Regions from separate parts of the Mus musculus genome. Here region 2 is linked to region 1. A link is a contact called in ENCODE Hi-C or POLR2A ChIA-PET data. All regions are on one chromosome and are shown on one strand. The core of a region is the stretch at or near the end of the contact, and the rest is flanking DNA. Distances in the headings are between cores, read along the strand shown.

Evidence for each region. Hi-C counts contacts between places; a loop is a spot of excess contacts on that map. ChIA-PET counts read pairs that join two places held with the same protein, here RNA polymerase II (POLR2A).
Region 2: a loop to region 1 is called in a map of left cerebral cortex, with 4 times the contacts of the local background. The contact joins the promoter of Ctbp2 here to the promoter of Edrf1 in region 1. A Hi-C loop is called at or near these places in 1 of 37 maps with a recorded cell type or tissue (left cerebral cortex). POLR2A ChIA-PET finds 5 or more read pairs at or near these places in 2 of 5 experiments (Patski and embryonic stem cell).

The regions. Positions count from the first base shown.
Region 1 is chr7:133,636,099-133,639,144 of GRCm38, reverse strand. It overlaps Edrf1 (erythroid differentiation regulatory factor 1), which reads right to left and starts at 1,470. Exons shown (of 25, transcript NM_178115.4): 1 at 1,222-1,470; 2 at 30-238. The coding sequence starts at 1,332.
Region 2 is chr7:133,013,839-133,016,884 of GRCm38, reverse strand. It overlaps Ctbp2 (C-terminal binding protein 2), which reads left to right and starts at 1,638. Exons shown (of 9, transcript NM_001170744.1): 1 at 1,638-3,046. The coding sequence starts at 1,681.

The sequences.
Region 1 (3,046 bases), core at 221-2,720:
GGAAAGAAATGCCAGCGATTAAAATTTACCTTGAAAACGGCTTGCTTTTCTTACTATTGCCAAGAATGGTGGTTCCTGCTGGCCCTAGTTTGGCACTCTCTCGTAACCAGTTGGCAGGTGGGAGTTTCAAGTCTGTTTTTTCTTCGAGACGTGCAAACGCTGTTCGAGGAGGGGCAGAAGAGTATTTTACCACAGCTCTGCTTTTCACTTCGTTGCCTCCAAGAAATAAGGCCGATCCCTAAATAACATATGGAATGAAGCTTTAATGAACACTGCCAGGAACGACAATCTCACTTTCATAAAAATGAATTAAGAACCCACCAAATCAGGATTCACAAGGAGCCTCAGCTGCGTGTCAGCTCTAACACTTAATAAACAAGCTTAAATTACGCTTACTTAGCTGTTTTTCACGAAACTAAAAAAAAAAAAAAAAAAAAAAAGGATCAATCAAGAAGTGGACAGGGGCCAACCAACCTGCTTTTTAAAAATCTGGGCATAGTAGTTGCAAACACAAGCTTCAAGCACTCTGGAGGCAGAGGCACAAGGGCCAGTGCAAGGTCTACGTCCAGCTTGACTGCCCGGTCTGCATAACCAGTTCCACACCAGCCAAGACTCAACCCGGTACGATGAGTCACAGAAAAATGTAGACTCAGAAACTAAGTGCGCTCAACTGTGTCCTGTCAACCGCATGTAAAACGAGCAAGACTTCTGTACGGTTCTAATGGAATATTTTTAAGTAGCATAAGTCAATGACAAACGTCATTTGCAGGACGTGTTTATTTTTACCAAACACACAGCGATTGATCGGTAAGCTCATCGCATCCCATTCTACATTAGCTCCGTAGCTGACCCTACACCCACCCGGGCATGCTCAATGTCTGGACCCGCTGTTCGACTCTCCTTCGAGAACCCTTCCAGGCGTTGCAAATTCTCTGTGCCCTCCCTGGGTCCGTCCCTCTCTCCTCTGCCTGCCTTCGGCGGGCTGTGACACACACACACTCTATAGCCCGTCCACTGGCGCCGAGTGCGAAGCCAGGGGTGTTGCGCATTGCAAGCAAACGCCTGCCTGCACACCCGACGACAGGCTCGCCTGGTGATTCATTCCGTACTAGAGGTGCTAAGGAGGCGTGGAAGAAAGTTCCAGAAGCCCCACGTCCCCCTCCCAGGCCCGCAAACCCCCCAAGCCCCTGCAGGTCGCGCTCCGCCGCCGCCGCCTCTCACCTGTGCAGAAGGCTCCTCGGAGTCCGCCTGGGACAGGAGGCTGAGCCCTCCTCGGGCGGCCGCCCCTGAAGGAGAAGCCTCGGCTCCTGCTTCCTTGGGGTCCCCCATCATTTCCGACCCTGGGGAGGCGACCAGACGCGCGAGCCCTGGAGGCGGCGACAGGAACGCGGGCCCAGAGTCGCAGGAGAACCTCAGAGCGAGCGACTCGGACACTCAGCGGCTCGCACTTCCGGCGGCTGCCAGGAAGAGCTCGAGGTAGCGCGATGAAATCTCGCGAGATTCACCCAAAGGTCCAGCCCGTCCTCCGGCTCTGGCTCCTCCTTCGCGGTCCGGGCAGGAGCTGCCGCACGCCGTTGCCTGTCACACCATTAGGGCGGACACTTCTCGCGATACACGCCTCCCGGGCTCCTCCCCCTCGCTCGTGGCCGGTCTTTGTTGGCAAACAGTTAATGAGACTTGAGTCAAAGTCGCGGTGGCTGGGGTGGGGCGGTGCCGCCTTGGGTATTCGCGTAATCAAAGCTGGTGGCATCAAGGCCCTCGCAGGCGGCCGCTCTCTTGGGGCTTCTCCGAGTTGCACACGCGCGGGGACCTCCGTGGGTCTCAGCACCCTCAGATCAGTGGGGCTGAAGCAAGGAGAGAGAAGCCATCAGTCTGTTTAATCGGTTTCTAGGCAGCGCTCATGCAGCCCTGGCTGGTTTCGAACTCGCAAAATAGCCGAGAGTGACCTTGAACTTGACACTCTGCCTCCAGCTCCCGAGGGCTGGGGTTTCTTTCTGCCCGAGGATGGAACCCAGGGCTTCGTGTAGGCTAGGCAAGCACTCGGAGCTACATTTCCACCCTGCACCCAATAACAGACAAACTGCTACATTCCTCATAAAACATATATATTTGAGGTAAAAGGTTTTGTTTTATGTCGAGGTATTACGTTTTGGGTTTTTTTTTTTTTTTTTTTTTTTTTTAAATGTGTTTTGAGTGCTTTGGCTGCGTGTGTGCATGCAGTGCCCGCAGAAACCAGAAGAGGGCATCAGATCTCCTGGAACGGGAGTTACACGCAGTTGGGAGTTGTGGGCTGTGGGTGCTAAGCTGTGTCCTCTGCAAGAGCAGAAAGTGCTCCTAATGGCTGAGCCAGGACGGAGGTATACGTTTTCAGTTTTCAGTGTTTTGGCCTTTGCAATTATTTAGCCATGCCAGGTTATAATTTTCCTTAGTCTCTAAAAACCCAGTAACTGAAAAACTTTAGGAGTTCTCGGAGAAAGCAGATGCAGTCTGCAAATTGCTTTCATGCAAAACAAGACATTTTTATGAATTAACTTTTTGGTGCATATTTTGCAGATCCTTACTTTAAAGCATGTTTTGTGATTTTTTTTTAAACTACTCTGTATTTAGAGCCAGTTTTTGTTTGTTTGTTTGTTTGTTTGTTTTGTCCTTTTCGTTGTTTATTACATCAGAGGCTAGCAGGCTCGTCACATAAAAGCTTGTGCCAAACAAAACTGAGGGCCCGAGTTCCATGTCATCCCTGGACCCCACTGTAGAAGGAGAGAACTGACTCTGGAAAGCTCCCCTCTGGCCGTCACATGTCCTGTGGCATGAACACACACACAATAATAATACAGAGATCTGAATAAGACCTATGTAGCTAACACAAAAAGATTAAACTTTGAGTACTTAAAAATAAACCCTGTATATCCATTAACTCACGTTACAGGAATATTTTTTTTTACAGGAATATTTTTAAAAATTAAATTGCACATCATAGTATGTTAAATGATAAGCAAATATTTAAAAAGTAATATGGTCCCAATTTGAAAATCCATCTGTTTCTGAA
Region 2 (3,046 bases), core at 389-2,888, 620 kb after region 1:
AAGGCATGCGCCACCATGCCTGGCCCCCTTGGCCTTCTTTACCTGGCCCTCTCTGCCTGTCATCAGTCACAGTGTGTTGTGGGTAGGTTCCTGACACTGGCCCAAGAAGGTATGGCTGTAGTTGATGAGTGGCCGTCCGAGGCTTTACAATGATGCTTTGTCGTTCCCGGGTTTTCATTCTGAGTACCAGGAAATTTCCATCTCGTATGACATTGGGTCAGGAATGGGGGCTGTGGTGCCAGCGTGGTGGTCCCTAGTCTTTGCGGGTTAATTGTGTTCGGGTTAATTGCACAGTGGTCCAGCCTTGGTCACAGCCACACTGGGAAGGTGACATCTGTGGCTTCTTGAAGGCTGGTTTGGCTGGATCAGGACCCTTTAGGGAGGAGTGTGACACAGCTCTTCTCCTGGAATTTGTGTTGGATATTGGGGACTGGGCATGGGCATGGTGAAAGGATGGAAAGACCATAAACCTACTTAATAGAAATGGTACTGTTATCTAAATTTCCACCTCAAAGTAAGTTTCCATATTTCTCATATTTGTTTTTCATTTCTTGTTTTCCTTTTAAATGGCTAGCATTTGTCTAGTTGCGAGAACTTTTTGGTCTTGTGGCTGTGTACAGTTAGCTACATGAACTCATTTAAATATACTTCTTGATTACCCCCTCAGTTTATTTTGTGAAATCTGTTAACACAATGGTGTCAAGAGGGAGCTTTGTACGTGCCGCACAGACTGAGATGGGAGACACAAGAGTTCCTGTTTTTCTTCCCTGGTGGCCAACCCACTACTCAGCCCAATCCCTGTTGTTGTCTTACAGTGAGAATTCCAGGTCCTAACCCATACTTTGTCTTTTTCTCTGTGGTATGAAAGAATCTTACCATTTAAAGGTAGAGAGAATTTGGGTTTGGGCTATATAACCTATTTGATCTATAACCAGAATCCTGGAAGTCAGGTTCCAGGGTTGGACAGAGTCCCTGCCTCCCAGAATACCTCCCATTCTGGAATCGGTCCCGGGGGCTCTCCATTTGATCTGTTGTAGCTGTGTGCTGCTAGATTAATGTAATGTCTCTCGCAGAGGGATTAGGACTGGATGGACAGCTAAGTAGTTCCAGTTTGCTTCTCTTGCACTTAGTGAAGAGGACACTGGTCAGAGGCTCCCCCAAGAGGGATGAGAGAGACCCAGGCAAGGATGGGGTGGGGGGAGGGATCAGACTCCGGGGCAAAGCCATGTGGGATCATTCCAGCTGCCTGTAAGGCCTGGCTAAAGCAAGCAGCCAGCTTCATCAGTCCGAGATGTCACATGGAACAAAAGCTTTAGGGGTTTTATTTAGCTCCTAATCCTCACGCTGCAAGAGCTGAGGGGGCCATGTGAGCACAGCCACTGGAAAGGGGGCCCAGCAGGCTGGAGCACAGCCTCCTGCCTGGGCTTAGAAGCACACAGGACAGACCTTGCGGGCTACCATTGGGGAGTGAGGCAAAGTTACCGTGAGTCTGCTTTTTGCCTACTAAGGTTTCAGAGGATTAATAATTTAGGTCGTGCCTTGAAACAGAAACCCCCAGTTGTTTGTTCCTGCCGTCTCGGAAGGGCTCGCGTGTGGCCAGGTCTGGTTTGGATGTATGTAATTGAAGATTTATAAAGAAAGGCTTCCTCCCTGCCTTTGCTGTAGTCATTTGCTCTGCCAATGCCGGTTCCCAGCAGGCACATCAATATTGGCCGTTCTCAGAGCTGGGATGCTGCTGGCTGGTATGAGGGCCCTTGGGAGAATGCTGGACCTCCAGGGAGGAGAAGTTCTCTGACGTATGGCCCTGGAGAAGGGACCTGGTGCGAGCTGCTAAACCATCGTGCCCAGGATACTGAGTCCTACCTGTCCCGGGAAGCTTTTTATAACTCACTGGCATCAAGAAAGGGCTCCGTGCCTGACTTCACCTTCTACGACAGCAGGCAGGCAGTGATGTCTGGCCGTGGCTCCGTGCTGCCACAAGACTACTATGGCGACCCATCCAGGGGCACCAGGGTACCCAAGGAGCCTCCCTTCTATCGGGACCCAGGAACCAGCCGGCCGGTGCCCAGCTACGGAATGCTTGGCAGCAGAATGCCATGGGAGCAGGTACAAGGCCAGTTACCTGCTCTGCAGGACACTGGCCACCTGTACCCGGAATCTGGGGGTAAAACTGTCCCGCATGGCCAGCGGACACACGGCAGGGCTCCATCTCCTGGGAGGTATGGAAGGGAACAGCCTGATACCAGATTAGGGATAGAGGTACCTACCTATTCCCCCAACTCCAGTCAGGTCTACAACGATATCTGCGAAAGACCTGTTGACTCAACCCCTGCCAGACAGGTGGCCCCAACATGCCTGGTTGTGGACCCCAGCTCAGCTGTCCCTACTGAGAACAGCACGGGGGTGGCCCCGGGTTCCCTGAATAGAGGCTATGGGCCTACCCGAGAAAGCATCCATTCAAAGCTGGCTTATGAGAATTACGAAGCTGACTTGTCTACATTCCAAGGACCTGGGGGCAAGAGGACCATGTACCCTGAGTTTTTGGCCCTGCTGAGGGCAGAGGGTGTGGCAGAGGCCACCCTAGCAGCCCTGTTACAGCAAGGCTTTGACTCCCCAGCTGTCTTGGCCACCCTGGAGGATGCTGACATCAAGTCTGTTGCACCCAACCTGGGCCAGGCCCGAGTCCTAAGCCGCCTAGCCAGCAGCTGCAGGACAGAGATGCAGTTTCGGAGACAGGACCGGACGGGCCCTCTACCCCGCAATAGGTCCAGTAGCTTCAGCCACCGAAGTGAGCTGCTGCCCAATGACATGGCCTCACTGGGTACCACAGCCCTGCAGTTTCACCCTGCTGGACCTTTGCAGACACCCTCTCCCCGAGCTGGAGATCTAGGTCGCCGCCCCTCCAGTGCACCTTCCCAGCACCTCTTGGAGACAGCAGCTACTTATTCCACCCCAGTGGTGGGGTCCCAAACCCCCCACTTACCCTCCAACTCTGGATATAGCTCTCCTACCCCCTGTGCCCTAACAGCACGGCTGGCCTCCTCAT